2 separate regions of the Mus musculus genome follow, and region 2 is linked to region 1. A link is a loop called in an ENCODE intact Hi-C map of the cell type or tissue named here. Cell type or tissue: left cerebral cortex. All regions are shown on one strand.

What was found. Hi-C counts contacts between places; a loop is a spot of excess contacts. Peaks named below come from ENCODE experiments on the same cell type or tissue, not always from the same donor. Only the 100,000 strongest peaks of a DNase experiment are listed, where the experiment ranks them.
Region 2: a loop joins it to region 1, with 14 times the contacts of the local background. A loop is called at or near these places in 3 of 42 quality-filtered maps.

Annotation. Positions count from the first base shown.
Region 1 is chr15:43,713,970-43,721,969 of GRCm38, forward strand. No RefSeq gene overlaps it. Among named protein-coding and RNA genes, the nearest start is that of Tmem74, 150 kb to the right of the region's middle. In left cerebral cortex, no CTCF peak of the experiment used is centred here; DNase peaks (open chromatin) are centred at 3,800 and 7,158; H3K27ac peaks cover 1,837 bases.
Region 2 is chr15:43,583,685-43,591,684 of GRCm38, forward strand. No RefSeq gene overlaps it. Among named protein-coding and RNA genes, the nearest start is that of Gm41316, 84 kb to the left of the region's middle. In left cerebral cortex, no CTCF peak of the experiment used is centred here; DNase peaks (open chromatin) are centred at 1,792, 2,241, 3,683, 4,540 and 1 more place; H3K27ac peaks cover 3,976 bases.

The DNA.
Region 1 (8,000 bases):
GACACCAATGGGAGCAGAGGCCCTTGGTCCTGGGAAGGTTCCATGCCCCAGTGTAGGGGTATGCCAGGGTTAGGAGGCAGGAGTTGTTAGGTGGATAGGGGAGTTCTCTGATAGAAGCAGGGAGAGGGAGATTGGGATGGGGGTTTTCAGAGAGGAAACTGGGAAAGGGGATACCATTTGAAATGTAAATAAATAAAATATCCATTACAAAAATACCATGCAGTGGTGGTCATGCCTTTAATCCCAGCACTTGGGAGGCAGAGGCAAGTGGATTTCTGAGTTCAAGGCCAGCCTTGTCTACAAAGTGAGTTCCAGGACAGACAGGGCTATACAGAAAAACCCTGTCTCGAAAAACAAAACAAACAAACAAACAAACAAACAAAAAGCCAAACAAAAGTGACATCATGAAATTTATAAGCAATAGAGTGAATGAGAAAAAAATCATGAGTGTGATATCCTATACCCAGAAAAGTAAATATGTTATGTATTCACTCATATGTAAATATTTGCTATTAAGTCAATTATAACCAAACTACAATCCACAGAACCATAGAGGTTAGGTATGGAATGAGAGACTAGAGGGAACACATAGTTCTCATTAGGAAAGGGAAATAGAGTAGGTGTATATGGATGGATCTCTGGGTCTAGAATGGGATGGGAAGTTGAGAATGGGGAGTGGAAGGACATATGGGGAGAGACAGCTAAAATTAATTGCCATTTGAGGGGTTGTAAAGGAAACCTAATACAGTAGAAACCCCCTAAAATACACATGTGAATGAAGTTAAATGAAATTACCAATTAAAGGGGGCAGGGGGAAACAGAGACGCAACTGGCCATCTCTTGTCAGCAAATGAAGCTTCCAGAACTGGTGTTGGGTTACACCTAATTGAGTTATTAGAGAATAACCCAATAAAAAGAAAATAACCCAATAGAAAGAGAGACCATGGGAATAATCAAACAATTCATTCTGTTGCCAAGACTTTAGGTTACTCTCACAAATTGACAGTAAAGCCGCATTGCTGAAAACAATACCTGCACAACTCACAGACTATGGAGTTGTCTATATGGTGCCTACATAGAGACTTCACCCCTATGTTCCAGCATCTTCATTACAGGAAGGTAGTGTGCATGCTATGAAAGGAAAAGCACAAAAACCAAGTCAGCCACTATCTGCAAGATATGTTAGGGCAATGGTGGCTAGCATTTTATAGAAGTAACCAACCAATAACTGAATTGACTTATGGCCCAATCCTTAAGATGCAACACATACACAGCACTGCTTAGGTGATCAAGAACCTGAAATTTGATACCTTAGAGACATAGGGTGAAAAGAGGTACTACTGTTCTAAAAGAAAAGAAACAGAAGAAAAGAGAACAGAAGAGAATAAAGAATAGTGATAAAATGATTGCTAGTAATATTCTTCTACTCTACTTAGAGATTAGTGCTTTGTTCAACCATCATCAGAGAAGCTTCCTCTTGAAGGAGATGGGAACAAATACAGAGGCCCACAACTAGGTATTACACAGAGTGAGATACCTTAGAACACTCATTTGTAAGTGGGATGTCACTGTCAAATAATCCCCTCAGATTGCAGGGAACCCTGACAAAGAGAAGGCTGAAAAAAACATAAGAACCATAAGGGATGGAGGATAACAAGGAAACAAAGCCCCCTAAGTTAACATGAGCAAAGCTCATATGAACTCATAGAACCTGAAGTAACATGCAAATGGGCTGCAGGGGTCTGTAGCAGATCCTCTGTATAAATGTAATAACTTCTGATTTAGTGCTTTTATGAAATTCATAAGAACATATTCAATTAGGATTCTGATTCTTGTCCACTCTTTTGTGCTCTTTTCCTTCTCTTTGTCTGTCTTTTCTGACTTCAATGTAATAGTTTTATCTTACGTGAAAATGTGAAAAGAAAAAAATCACTATTTATTAAAATTGATTTAAGATGAAGTTTGAAAAAAATCTTAAAAGCAAATGAATCCATCCAAATGTCATGGAAACTTCAAACACATATGACTCCAAGCCCAAATGATTTTATGAGGAATTCTGTTAATATTTAAGGTTAAAAGAGACTATTAGTATACAGACTTCTAGGAAATTCACACTAAATGCATTACAAGAGAATTTTAGACCAATACCCTTCATGAACACAGACAAATGAAAGAATAATCAATTGTATAAAAACACTAGCAAACTGTATCCAGAAGCAAATGATAAGGTTGATGCATCATTATCAAAAGAGATGTATCCCAGGTACTCCAGGCCAACTTAGCCTTCACAAGAAAATCAATGAGGCAGTCATGTTGGCCCAGACCTGTAATCCCAGCATTCTAAAGTCAGAAGCAGGAGGAACATTATCCTTGATTATCAAAGATTATCCTTGGCCATATATTAAGTTCTAGGTCCAGCTAGACTACATAGGACACTGTCTCAAACAAACACAAAGAAAACAAAGTCAATCTGTAAAATTTTGCATATTAAACAAACAAACAAACAAACAAATAAATAAATAACTAAACATCTCCAGTTATGCTGGATCAGAGTCCCAGAAAATGACCAGTGATCATGTTAAGAAAGAAGCCCACTAGACAAAAAAGTTTAGAATATCATGCCTATGCTCAGTGAGATGACGGGTTTGTTGCCAGGGAACAGCTGGATAGATCAGACTTAAAAGGTGCCCCATCAGTCTCACCAAAGCAGTAATTTTGATCCAGTAAACAACCTGGCATCTGATGAGGGTACCTAGCTGCATTAGCTGAATGTGGCTGTAATAGGCTGAAGTCATCAGAAACCCCTGATGGTCAGCACTCACTCCTGAAAGTTGTTTCTTCTATATTTGGCTGTCAATATCTCAGACTACCTTAAAAGACAAGCCACCTGCTCTATGAGCAGAAGCAAAATTTCACTACCAACTCAGAGTCCTGACATGCCTTGGTTTTCAGGGTAGCCTAAAACTAGGATTCTCCTAGGCCCCATATGCCCATTGATCTGTACCAGCACATTGCAGGTTCACACAGTCTCCTGTGCCAAAGGCAACCACACTACTTTTTATTTGTGGTTGCACTCAGAGTTTTCTCATGGTCAATGACCCCTAAGACCCAAAGAGAAGCAGGTGAATCTGAGGTTAATGAAATATGGAAATGCTTAAGAGGATTTTCACAACCCAAGAAACTCTTCGATGGGTTGGCTCTCATGAAATGTTGAGTCCTGTTTTCCATGGCATGGTAGAACTGATGTTGTCACTCTGTGGTCAGGAGCAGGGAAGCTGGCAGGGTGGAGAGAGATTAGTGGGCCACAAATATGTAACTGGTATTGCCCAGCAGCTGGGAGCTGACAGTCTACAGGGACCACAAGTCTACAGGAGAAGAGCAACAGCTCAACTGAATTAAAACCATTTATGACTTAAAGCATAAGATAGGAATGCATTTGATTATCTAAGAGTTTGATATATTACTTAATAAACAATTTTTACATTGATTACCTTCAAAATAAGGCATGAATTAAGATAATATGTTCAAGGAATTTAGCATATTGCTAGGATCAGAGTGATGAATCAGTTAAAACCCTGGTAGGTTTTATTATTCTTCTGTATGTGGCAGTAGGTCCAAACAACTTAACTTTAGAAGTAAGACTATGATGTTGGAATTCTTCCTTCTTTGCACTAGAGAATTTTGATGCTTCTTTGAGTTTCTGTACCTGACACAGTGGGTGGAAAATCTCCACTCATGAATTTGGAAAGGGCAGGCACATTGCTACAGCAGCTGCCATCCAATGGTGTGCGGTTAGTTTGTGTAATTGAAGCCAAGTAAAGTGAAGGCAGTGCTGGCAAATGAGCCCTTCTATGGTGCTAAATAAAGAACTGTGAGCCCATTTGGAGTGGGCAGGGAAAAAGAAAAAGTTCCTAACAGTAGGGAATGACTTCATCTAGGGACTGGAGGCTATGTCTAAACATTACCAAATACTGAAATAAAGTTATACAAAATGTCTTTAGTTGTCCAGATCTATTGCTTTGATGTCTATAAAATTAGGAAAATATAATATACTCTTGTTTTGAGACAGGGTCAACAACTTGTTGGCTTGTTCTGTGAAAAGTTATATCATGGATGAATACTGCATACTGGACCAGTAGAGTTGCTTTGTGGGGCTGTCAGGTTGAACCTAGGAACACTCTTCAGCCTCCTTGAAACTGTTCTGTGCAAAACTCACATAGAGATGGAGGTTCTTTGCTATTTGTAGATTGTATGGCCAGTCAACTTTGTTATAATAGTGTTTCCATTCTAAGGATTAAAATATACAAAGAGATGCATTTCAACTTCCTTACTTCTTCAGAATTTTCTGAAAAATGGTCAGTGCACAAAATTCTTCAGATGTTGAATGTCACCACATCCCATAAAATCCACAATTTCATGCCTTTTAGCCTCAGTAGTCAAGTGTTTCGAGGCTGTTGTTTTGGTTGGGACATATCATAGAGAATGAATAGGATTGAATTCAGTTCAGCACAAAACAGTGATTCCAAATTCTGGTTCACAGAGGACGGAACTGAAAAATTTCAAAAAGACACAAAGGAAAAAAAAATAATTTAGCTCAAAGAGTTGATGACAGACAGTTAGTTCCTGATGTAGCAGAAATGCAAATAGAAAATCATGATTGCAGTATTCTAAGGACATACATTCAAGTCCTTGGACAGTCATCATCTTTTGGGTTCAGTTTCCTCTTAAATTATATAATTAAAAAAAATAAAGTCAAGTATTTGTAAAGAGCTACTCATGATTCAGGTTGGATGCTTAAGGAATTTGTTATTTCATCCAGTTGATCTTGTAGCTGTTTGAAGGGTGGCTCTAGAAGTATACATCCTTAGCCCATAGAATGATAGAAAGAAAATGTTAACCCTAACCTTTTTGCCAGTGTTAATTATAAAGACACATTCTCATATTTATCTTTTATGACCAAATCTTTGAATGGACAATATAGCTGTGGACTATGCATTATGGAAAGCTGTGGTACGCCTGCCCTATAGAAGTGCTGTAACACCAAGCTTATGAGATCTACCTTATACTGTAAAAGGCATGGCAGAAGAAATAATGCTCTAACTAACACAAGACATTATGGTATGTTAAGAATCCACTAGTTCACCTAACAGCCCCATGAAATCATTTTATTATATTCACACATGGTTGGAAATTTATTTCAGGAATGATATTTATCTTATGTTCTTACCAGGTACAACAGGTAACTAAATGGAATACTCTGTGGCTACTAGAAATACACATTTCTGCCTTCACTATCACATGACCTAATAATATTGGGCTGTTGGATAATAGCCTACACTGGAAGCATCTTGACATTGTTAAATTAGAAGGCTTATTTTGAATACAAGCCCCATTCTTAGAAAGCTCTTCAAAATGCTAAGAGGTGAATAGAGTCATACTTAATGATAACTAGTAGTATTCCAGAGAGAATGTGGCCCAAGAGAAGTCAGCTGAAAAAGGTTACCAAGAAACCTGCAAAACTCTAAAGCACCTGAGTGATAGACTTCAAACAGGCTTCAAGCAAATTCTCCAGACCACATAATGCAAGGGCAGTTTGTGTAGGGCAATGATAAAACCTTGGAAATGTGGGAAAAATGCCAAGTCTAGACAAATCCATTTGTGATGAAAATACCCATGCCCACTGTTCTGGTCAGACTTTAAATTAATAGATGAGTACTGCTATCAGAATGTTTGAACATTATTTGGTTTATAAGTAATACTTTTACTTTGGTTTAAGTTTAGGTCTGTTCTTCATGTTGAGAATTTCAATCATGAGTACACTGTTTTGCCTAACTTCCCCTCCTCCTCCCTCATACTTCAATTCTAGTGCTCGGTCACTGTCTCTCAAATTCATGAGTTCTTTTCCTATAATTATTATTGTATAAGTGTGTGCATGCACTTGTGTGTGTGTGTGTGTGTGTGTGTGTGTATTCTAAAGACAATGTGTAGGTTAAAATATTTTTAAATTTTCCAACATTTTCACAAAATACTAAATTAAGTGTCCTCTTGGTTGGAATTTTTTGGAGGAATGTGTTTTTGCACAAATACCAGAATTCTCGTTGGGAATTCATTCCAGTTGTCACTGTGGTAGATAGTATAATAATACTTTCCGATGTTTTCGTTAGAGATGAATGCTCGAACTGCATGACTCAACTTGACTTTTCAGTTAAATCCTGACGCCTGTATGAGGAAACTTAAATATTCATTAATCCTTCAAGATTTATCGTTTGAACTAAGGTGTTGCCAGGAATGCTAGCTCTAACCATAGTTTTCTGAATGTCAAATGCATGAATTTCTTGAAGACTTGATATTATGTGTTGCTCAAGTGACAATGGTCAGTTCTACACATGGGGTGAACCCAAGGATTAATCCCTTCCTCCCAACTGTGAAAAGTCATGGCTCAGAAGCAGAGAAGAATTAATCATTCCCACCCCAAGAGAAAGAAAAAGTTCTTTTTGTTTTGTTTTGTTTTGTTTTGAGACAGGGTTTCTCTGTATAGCCCTGGCTGTCCTGGAACTCACTTTGTAGACCAGGCTGCCCTCGAACTCAGAAATCCACCTGCCTCTGCCTCCCAAGTGCTGGGATTAAAGGCGTGGACCACCATGCCCGGCAAGAAAAAGTTCTTAAGATAATTTGGAAGTTGGTGGAGATCCACATCAGTCCTCCTCTTCTTGGTTGAGGTAATTCTGACACACATGCTTTATACTAATGCCAGATTTTCCTGTGGTAATATACTGTGCTAAGTGTCACAATAGCACATCTTTAGTACTTCCTTCTTTTTTTAAAATGCAATTTTCTTCAGTGTTGCCTATACCTAGAAAATTACTTGAACTGTAATTCTTACCTCAGGTTCTTCTTGGAGGTCTAAAATTAAAAGAAAGGTAAAATTCAGATTTCCTTAGAAATTTCTAAAATGGGGCTGTCAACATGGCTTCTCAGGGCAAGAAAACATTCCTTATTTATTCATATTTTTCCTTATTTATTCAAAATAAACAGCCACCACAATGCAATGAGTATTTCTGAAAAATCTAACAGGAAATCCTCACAGCTACCATATATGGCAATTGAATTAACATTTTGAAATCCCAGTTAGTGGAACCCAGTGAGTCATCAGGTGTTAGACAAATGCTGAGTCTGTTTCTAGCCAGTATAACAAGCTCTGTAAAGTAACTCTGGCTACAGGCCTATTCTATTTTTTCAAAGCACATTGAAATAAAATTTTAAAAACTCTGTTAGACTCTCATCGAGCTAAGTGGCAAAAAAAAAAAAAAAAGAAAGAAAGAAAAAAGAAAAAGAAAAAGAAGAATGAAATTTAGAGAAGGTGACACAGCAATCTAGAGAATTTGACACATGAATTAAAATGCACTAGGATGGGACATGGACCTCAAATGAAGCTACCCATACTTGTTGAAAGAGTCCTACTGCAGAGAATGACATTTATTTGGAAATAGATGGAAATATTTAATGGAACTTGATGGAATATAATATTGATATACTTCAGTATGGTAAATTATGAAACTGGGATTATATTATTCATATTATTTCTCTAGTAAGGTGACAATTTAAAGAAAGAAAGAAAAAAATGAAAAAGCCTGAGAGAAGACTCAACTAGCCTTTAAGAAGGAGCTATAAGTTGTAAGACTTACATAAAATGTGGGACAAAATTGAATGTAAATTTGAAAGGTGATCTTTTGTTACTTCGGTGAAAGAATTTACATTAGCTTACAAATTCAGGTCACAGTACACCCACCGTTTTAGAGAAGCCAAGGCAGAAACTCAAGGAACTTGACACATAACAAGAACACAGCCAAGAGCAGAGAGAAAGAAAAGCATCCATGCTGCCAGTGTGCTTGTTCCCAACAAGTTTATGCAGGAACCACTGCCTAGGGAATTGTGTCACTCACAGAGGGCTGTCTTTCCACATCAATTAAAAATCAAGACAGTCTCCCACAAACAAGCCC
Region 2 (8,000 bases), 130 kb before region 1:
GTTCATGAGCTATGCTGACACCAAGGGCAATGCTGATGTGAATGGGCTGTACTGCCACATGAGGCCATGTTGATGCATTTTGCCTGTATTTTCACTGGATACAATGCTGGGGTCCATGACACAAGCTAATGCCTGAGACTATGTGGATGTCCATGGTCTGTGCTGACACCAAAAACCATGAGTAAGTTCATGATCTGTGCTCTTGCAGACTGTAAAAGGCAAGGAAGTACTTTTGTCATGGTATAGATGACAAAAGGCTCACAGTTTAGAAAGAGGGACATACAAGACTTCTGTGACAGCCTCTACTCTCCCCTCCCCACCAAGAGTAACAGCCTAGACATAAAGCCATAAAAGAGAACTCTTAAAATTGTATTAAGTATGTTAGCTCTTTACAATTGATGGCCAATTGATGGCTTAGGGCAGGGGTGCAGGAAGAACTCAGTTTTATTTAAGGGCCTGGTCACTGGGCTTTGACCATGCTTCAGTGAGTACATGAGCAACACAAATCAGACTTGTTTTTCCTTTTTCTCTTCCTCTTTCCCTTCCTCTTCCTCTTCCCCTTGCCCTTCCCCTGTCCCCCCCTCCTCTTCTCCATTTCCTCCTCTGCCACCACCTCCTCCTCTGCTACCTCCTCCTCTTTTCTCCTCCTGCTCTTCCTTCTTCTTCTGTGGGGACGTTGAGGTCACAAGATTCAGGGGCAGACCCAGAAAATCTGGGAAGTGTGTGTGTTCATGGTTCATGAGGTGAAATCACCACCCAAATAATCAATGAAAAATATGAAAAAATTACTATTTATGATAGTGGAATGACCTCATCCCTAGATGAAGACCTCTAGGCAATCAATGGTTGCTGATAGAAGGAGAATCAATTTTCTCGAGGGATGCATTTCCTGATAGGTTATTCAATCCCAAGTGGTCATTCCTAAACATATGTACATAAGAGCCATGCTAATGAAATATACATTCATTTACAGATATATGAATATATGTGTGTATAATTTGTATAATTTATATATTTATGATTTTATACACACATACATATATACATATATATTATATGGAGAGAGAGAGAGTTTGTGTGTCTGTGTTATTTAAGGAAGACAAGATTATGAATTTGAAATTGAGTGTAAAAGACATAGAAGGTGTTAGAAGGAGAAGAGGAGGCAGAAATGATGTAAATACAACACCTATAACATACTCAAAATAATAAAACATTTTAACATCGCTCATTCAAAATAATAAAATACTTTAATTATAAAAACTGGTCTTTTGGCTACTTTATTGGGTTTTTATATCTACCACCCTTCTTCACCCTTTCAACCTCTAAACACTATGTAGGTGAGAAAGAAGGTTAAGAGGGAAAGAGAGTATAGATCTCTTTAGACTACTTCTTGGTGATTAAGGACCCTATGTTCCTTGGGGCAAATCTAACCATCATCGAGATATCTTCAGTTTCTCCCTCTCTTGCTTTTGCTCATGACCAATTGACAAACCACCACAATAAGAACCAGCAGCAGCAGCTGGGGGAGCAGTAGCTGCCCCCCTCTAAGAGTTCAGATGGCAGAATTATGCCTTTGCCAGAGCACGAGACAAATCACAGTTAGCTTCTGTGGACAATCTGAAACAGCCTTATATTCCACACCAGATTAAAATGAAAGCCTAGCTCTATAACATAAATGGGGTTTTAAAGAAACACAGCCTCTCACTACACCAATAGTTCTTTGCTCCACAGTTCCACGGTACTGTGGCTAAGGCACTTGCCTTCTGAATAATTCGATTCATTTCAGGTTTGCCAGTCTTTGTCTATTTTTTTCCCTTCATGATAAATCCTTTTTCTTAACGGCTCTGTTCAGTTCTACTCCTTGGAAATTTTTCAATGTTGATTTTTCTCTTTATAGTATCCATGACATTTGCACATACCCTTTGAGGGCAAACTTGTAATATTTTTATTCCATCCTGTCTAGCTAAGCTTCCATAACATGGTTTAAGGCTCTGGAATTTGTGTGACTGCAAATATTGCTCTGCTGTCATTTTTCTGTTGAGACAAGGAACAAATACTGCTTTACTTCATTAACTCTGTAGCAGGGCAGGCTTAGTCTATGATTACTGAGTTTGCTGATGTTAACTAACATGGCATGAGTCATTCTCTGTTTTCTATAATTAACTAAGTCTACACCCACTTCTTCTGAGTTCTTTTATGGGAATCACAATTATTTTTTAGCTCACTGGAGTTTGGTATGACTTGGAAGCAGTCCGCTCTCATAGGGTTCTACGATTCAGTAAATGTCATAATCAGATGAGCACTGCTTCCTCAACATTGGGCAGGCATGAAAGAGGCATGAACGAAGCCAAGAAAACCACAGCAGTGAGGCAAGAAACATTACCCAAAGCAGATTTGTAGCACTGAAGACACTGTGTCCTGAGGTTTTATTCTTACGTAGGAAGCCAAATTTTCTTGGAAGAAACCCACTTATGGTTTTATAGCTCTGTACACTAAACAATTCTATACACACACTACCATTCTATAAACTCAATATACATTTCTATCAGGAATATAGCCTGCAAAATGTTTTTTTTTTTTGATCCAGAGTGGTTTCATCCAGAGATGTTGCTTCAGTGCTCATACCACAAATTATCTGTTTCCTGATAATTGTCATATCCTACAGACAAGTGCCTCTCCATCAGATGAGTGTAAACATAGGCAAAAGACACACAGTAATGCCCAATGACAGAACTTTTATATTTCATCTCTCTGGTTATCACAAAAGTCAATGTCTCAATTTTGTTGAATTTTATTCAGAAGTACTTTACCTACATCTTTAAAATAACCTCATGCATTTACTTTTAATAATAAAAATTTCTATGCTATTTTAAAGAAGAAATAAAATGGGATGTCAGTGAGATGGCTCAGTAGGTAAAAACCACAAACTGCCAATCCTGAAAATCCAAGTTCAATCCCAAATGGATAAGAAAGAACTGACTTCTACAAGTCGTCTTCAGACAGACAGACAGACAGACAGACAGACAGTCATGTAAATAAATAAATAAATAAATAAATAAATGCAATAATATTTTAGGTGATTTAAATAATGTATTTAAATTGAAGCAGAGCGCTCATGTAACCCAGGTTGGACTTTACCTTGCTATCCAGCCTGGGCTGAAAATTTTAATCTTTCATACCCAGTCTCTCACATTCCAATACTATAGGTCTGTACCACTATGCATAGATCCTAGGATATTGTTTTTACCAATATTATCCTACACACAAAGTACTCTGATGTCTGTTCAGGGGATAAGCAGTGTCTAAAAACAAACAGACAAACAACACCAGCACTGTTCTCCTCAACAAAACATTCTAAGATGAAACCTTGTTTTGTTTTGTTTTTTTTTCCTGCTAAGGATAAAAACACTCAGACTCTTTGGAGTTTGATGTGTTTTAGAGGTGTCTTAGTACACTGCTGGGAAATATCCAGGAGCAGCAATGCAGGTAAGGTAAAACCCCCCATGAAGTGATTATGTCATTTCCTTGTAACCATTAGAAACGTACATTGGAATGCTGAATAAGACATCCCTGGACAGCCTTTCCACCAATATTGAATTCTGATGTCCCACATTACCTGAAGCAACAAAAGGAGGAGAAGTGGCAAGAACTAATCTGCTAGCCAAGTATGTGGACTCAGGAAGGATTTGCAAGTGAGCAAAGACTCATTTTCTTTCCTAGATCAGGAACATCACCCAAGAGAATTGTAAAGTCTTCCTTTCTTTCTCTGTCTCTGCTTCTCAGTCTTGGTTTTTCTTTTGTCTTTTTTTCTCTCCTGATCTTGCTTTCTCACTCACACAGCTAACAACAAAAATACAGCTCAATCAATAATTATGTAAAAGATTTATAATATGTTTCCTTTAAATTGCATGCAACAGAAATCTTTCCACGTAACAATGAAGAAATAAGAGGCTATCAGTGTGAGCATGCTGTGATCAGTAGGTATTTCCTGGACCTAACCCACTTAAGATATGCTGCGGTTTGATGCTGTTTTGACACTAGATGGGAAGAAGAGCAGCCTCTGGAACAGTGGTTTGGTGAATGTGAGTGTTGAAGAAACCCCGTTAGCGTTAGTGTGGCAATAAAGAATGAAGATTTGTGTCCTGCATTGTAGACAGTAGCTCTACAAGTAGCTAAGACTTGAGAATAAGAACAGGAGTCTCACCAAAAGTCTCCAGAGCGAATCTTGTAGAAGAAGCCTAAATAGATTGAATGTGTGTTATGGTTTATATAAGAAATATCCTCCACAGGCTAATTTGTTTGAACACCTGCTCCCCATATGATAAAGATGTTTTGAGAGATTATGAACTCTTCCAAATGTGTGCAATACCTGGAGGACATAATATCCATCTTCAATTCTTTCCTGAGTGCTTGTGGCTCTCCTCTGCCACAGCAATGTGACCAGTGTCCTTTACAAGCAGCCTACACTCCTGCTGTTACGCCTGTCTCACATAATGTGTTTATATCTTCTGCATCTGTGAGCCAGGATATATCCTTACTTAAGTTAAACCTGCGGGGTTTAACACAGTAATCAGGAAAATGACTCACTGAGTGGGCATGAAGTGAAGCCTACTTCTCTATTCATACATCTCCATCTGCCAAACTGTCTCATCAACTGGAGTCCTTTTCACTCCAATTCTGCATTGCTGGGAATTCAACTTGCTCTTTCTATATGTAACAAAAAAATAGTAATGATGATACATGCCCTCACAATATGTTCAAGTATCATCTCTTTTATGTTGGCTTTGCTGTCTCTACTTTCCAGTGGATTTTACAAGTCAATTCCCTGTTAGCTGAGTTAATTCACACTTAAGTTTGAATAACTAATAACCTTCTTATTACTTCTTGTTAATGTCCAGAACATCTATACTTTAAGAAGAGTCCTAATATAAAAAAAATATATTTGGAACCATTTCAGACCATGAAAAAATAAAAAGAATTTAGGCAGTTTGGGGAAGATTTCCTGATGGATGAAGTCAGTAGATAACTGCTCTAGCTGTTATAAAACAAGGCAAGGTCTGTGTTGATGAACCAGCCACACTATGATAGCTTGGACTGAAAAGCCAGCCACAAAGCTTATGAAATTCCAGTTGGCAGTGAAAAAGGGCATTGTCTTTAAAAAGGAAATATCATGAAATGGGTCAGATGGAGACAGTTTTTAATGTATCTGGGCTAGCCATCTCTTTTTTAGTAGTGAGCAGAGAGTACGGACTGCCACCTGAGGAACATTTGCTCAATTTAATGTCAACCAAAAGTTGAGGGGTCACTGGTGGTGGAATAGAATCTATATGCCACTTTTCTCCAGCTGAGAAAGTGCATCTACTTTGCTCATTCTGTTCCATGGGACTTTGGGGTAGGAGTGGGGGGCAAGGAGGTAAGACAAGAAGGGTGGACGATGAAGGTGTGGAGTAGCTTCTGGCTATTGGATCCTGAGCACAGCATTTCTTTTCTGAATGCCATTTTTTCCTCTGTTCTGATGAAAAAATTGTGACAATGTGTATGTTCAATGTTGTTGATGGTGAAGATTCACTGAAATAATTCAGAACTTAGTAGAGAGCTAGGTTGGAAGGTTCTATTGAAATATATACCCTTTCTTTATCAGTCCCTTATCAGCTCTATTTAAGTCCAAAGAACACTTGGCACATAAAAGCAAGAGCACACACTGCAGGGTGACTTTCCATGACCTTGGTTTTTCCTTCTGAGTATGTGTGTTATCCCATCTTCTATGTCTTTTTAACCCAAACTATTTTCACCCACTTGTCTTAATTTTGTCCATTGCATCTATGTTTTCCAGAGGTTTAATCATATTCACACAGCTATTTTTCCTATGATGAGCCTAAGCTGACTGCAGGGAAATAAGTTAACTCACTGGGATAGATTCTCTTTGGGGAAGTATAGGGGATTAAGGAAAGTGTCTGTGGGATGAGACAACATTCTCCTTGGAAAAACCTCAGTTATTGCAAATTCCATTAAACAAGGCTACTGATGACCAAAATTTAAAAATCCCCATGATTCATAAAACTTGAATTATTGCCTACAACATTACACATATCATTTACCTATTTATAAAGCCAGTTAAAAGAACCTCAGAAGTTTTCCTCAAATACAAAAGACATCCATATGTTCAGGGTCAGCAAGAAGGCTCCAGCAGAAGAGGAGATGGGAGATGAGAGAATGCATGTTCAGAGAAAGTCACATCTTTCTCACCTTAAAGTTAAATTAGTTTAAATTTCCATCCAGCTTTTGTTTATGATTGCAGAAGATAGTTCCACTAGGCATGTTAGCATTATGTCATAGAACGCATAGTCTGTTTGAGAGCCAGACTAACTTTATCTACCTCTTCCCTTCTCCATTCCTCCTTATTTCCTTGCCTCTTCCTTTGTTTCCCCTCCCCTCCTTACTTTTATTGAAATTATTCTGTCCCATCCATTATTTTTGTAACTGTTCTTCATTCCTTCCATTTTTTTCTTCCTTTCTTTCTTCCTCTTTTATTCTTTTCTGTTTTTTTAGTTTTATACTTGTGGAATTGAGTGGGTTGCAATTCTCACTTTATACCATATGTAAACACACATAACTTCCCTTTTATATTAAAATATTTATGTGATTTGATTCTCTATATCGCTCATATTAAAATCCATTTCACTGCCATAAGTATCTATTTTTTTCTGCATTTATTCTGAGCTTTTAAAAATCACCCTGTACATATTTGTTGTCATAAGCAATAAGTGTTACTGCTTTTGTTGTATGTTTTTTAATATATAGATTCAGTGTTACTGTCTTCATTCCTTCAACATGGATTTTAGTCTCTTTGTATCAATATGTATGGAGTCAGTTCATCCTTCCTAATTTCTATATATTTTTTCTATTTCTTTCATTTATTAATTCCTACCTTCCTTCTAACCTGCACAAAGACTATCACCATGATGAAATCTTACCATTCTGGAACAGTGAGCCCAAATAAACTCCTTTTTCCCTAAATTGCTGGGCCATAGTGTTTTATCACAGAAATAGGAAAATAATATAATAAATAAAGGAAATAATTATGAGATTTTATCAATGGATAAGGTAAAATCATTTACTACATTCAGCACTCAGTAATAAAAATATTGGTAATAGAACTACATAGAAATCCATTAAAAACAAAATAGTAGGAACTATATCCTAAAAAAGCAAGAGAATTTAATTTTACTAGTTATTGTTAAAGAGAAAATATAATAAAAATACAATAAGTTTAAACAAATAAATATTTTGATATGCTGTGGTGGTTTGAAATAGAATGACCTCCTATAGGCTGCTGTTTGTGAATACTTGATCCTCAGTGGGTAGAACTACTTAGAAAGGATTAGCAGATGTCATCTCATTGAAGGACATGTTTCACAAGGGGTGGAATTTGAGGTTCCAAAAGTCCAAGTCATTCCCTGTCTCTCTCTTTCTCTGTGTTTGTATATCAGGGATAAGCTCTCAGCTACTGCTCCAGCACCATGCCTTTCTGCCTGCTGCATGCTTCTGACAAGATGATTGTGGACTCTAACTCTCTGCAACTTTGAGCCTCCAATTAAAGGCTTTCTTTTATAGGTCATCTTGGAGCTTGCTGACAGGACCCTGATAGAGCTGTCTCATGTGAGGCTATGCCAGTGCCTGGCAAATACAGAAGTGGATGCTAACAGTCATCCACTGGACAGAGCATAGGGTACCCAATGAAGGAGCTAGAGAAAGTACCCAAGGAGCTGAAGGGGTTTGCAGCCCCATAGGAGTAACATCACTATGAACTAACCAGTACTCCCAGAGCTCCTTGGGACTAAACCACCAATCAAAGAAAACACATGGTGGGACTGGTGGCTCTAGCTGAGGATGTATGTAGCAGAGGATGGCCTAGTGGGTCATCAATGGGAGGGAAGGCCCTAGGTCCTGTGAAGGTTCTATGCCCCAGTATAGGGGAATGCCAGGGCCAGGAAGCAGGA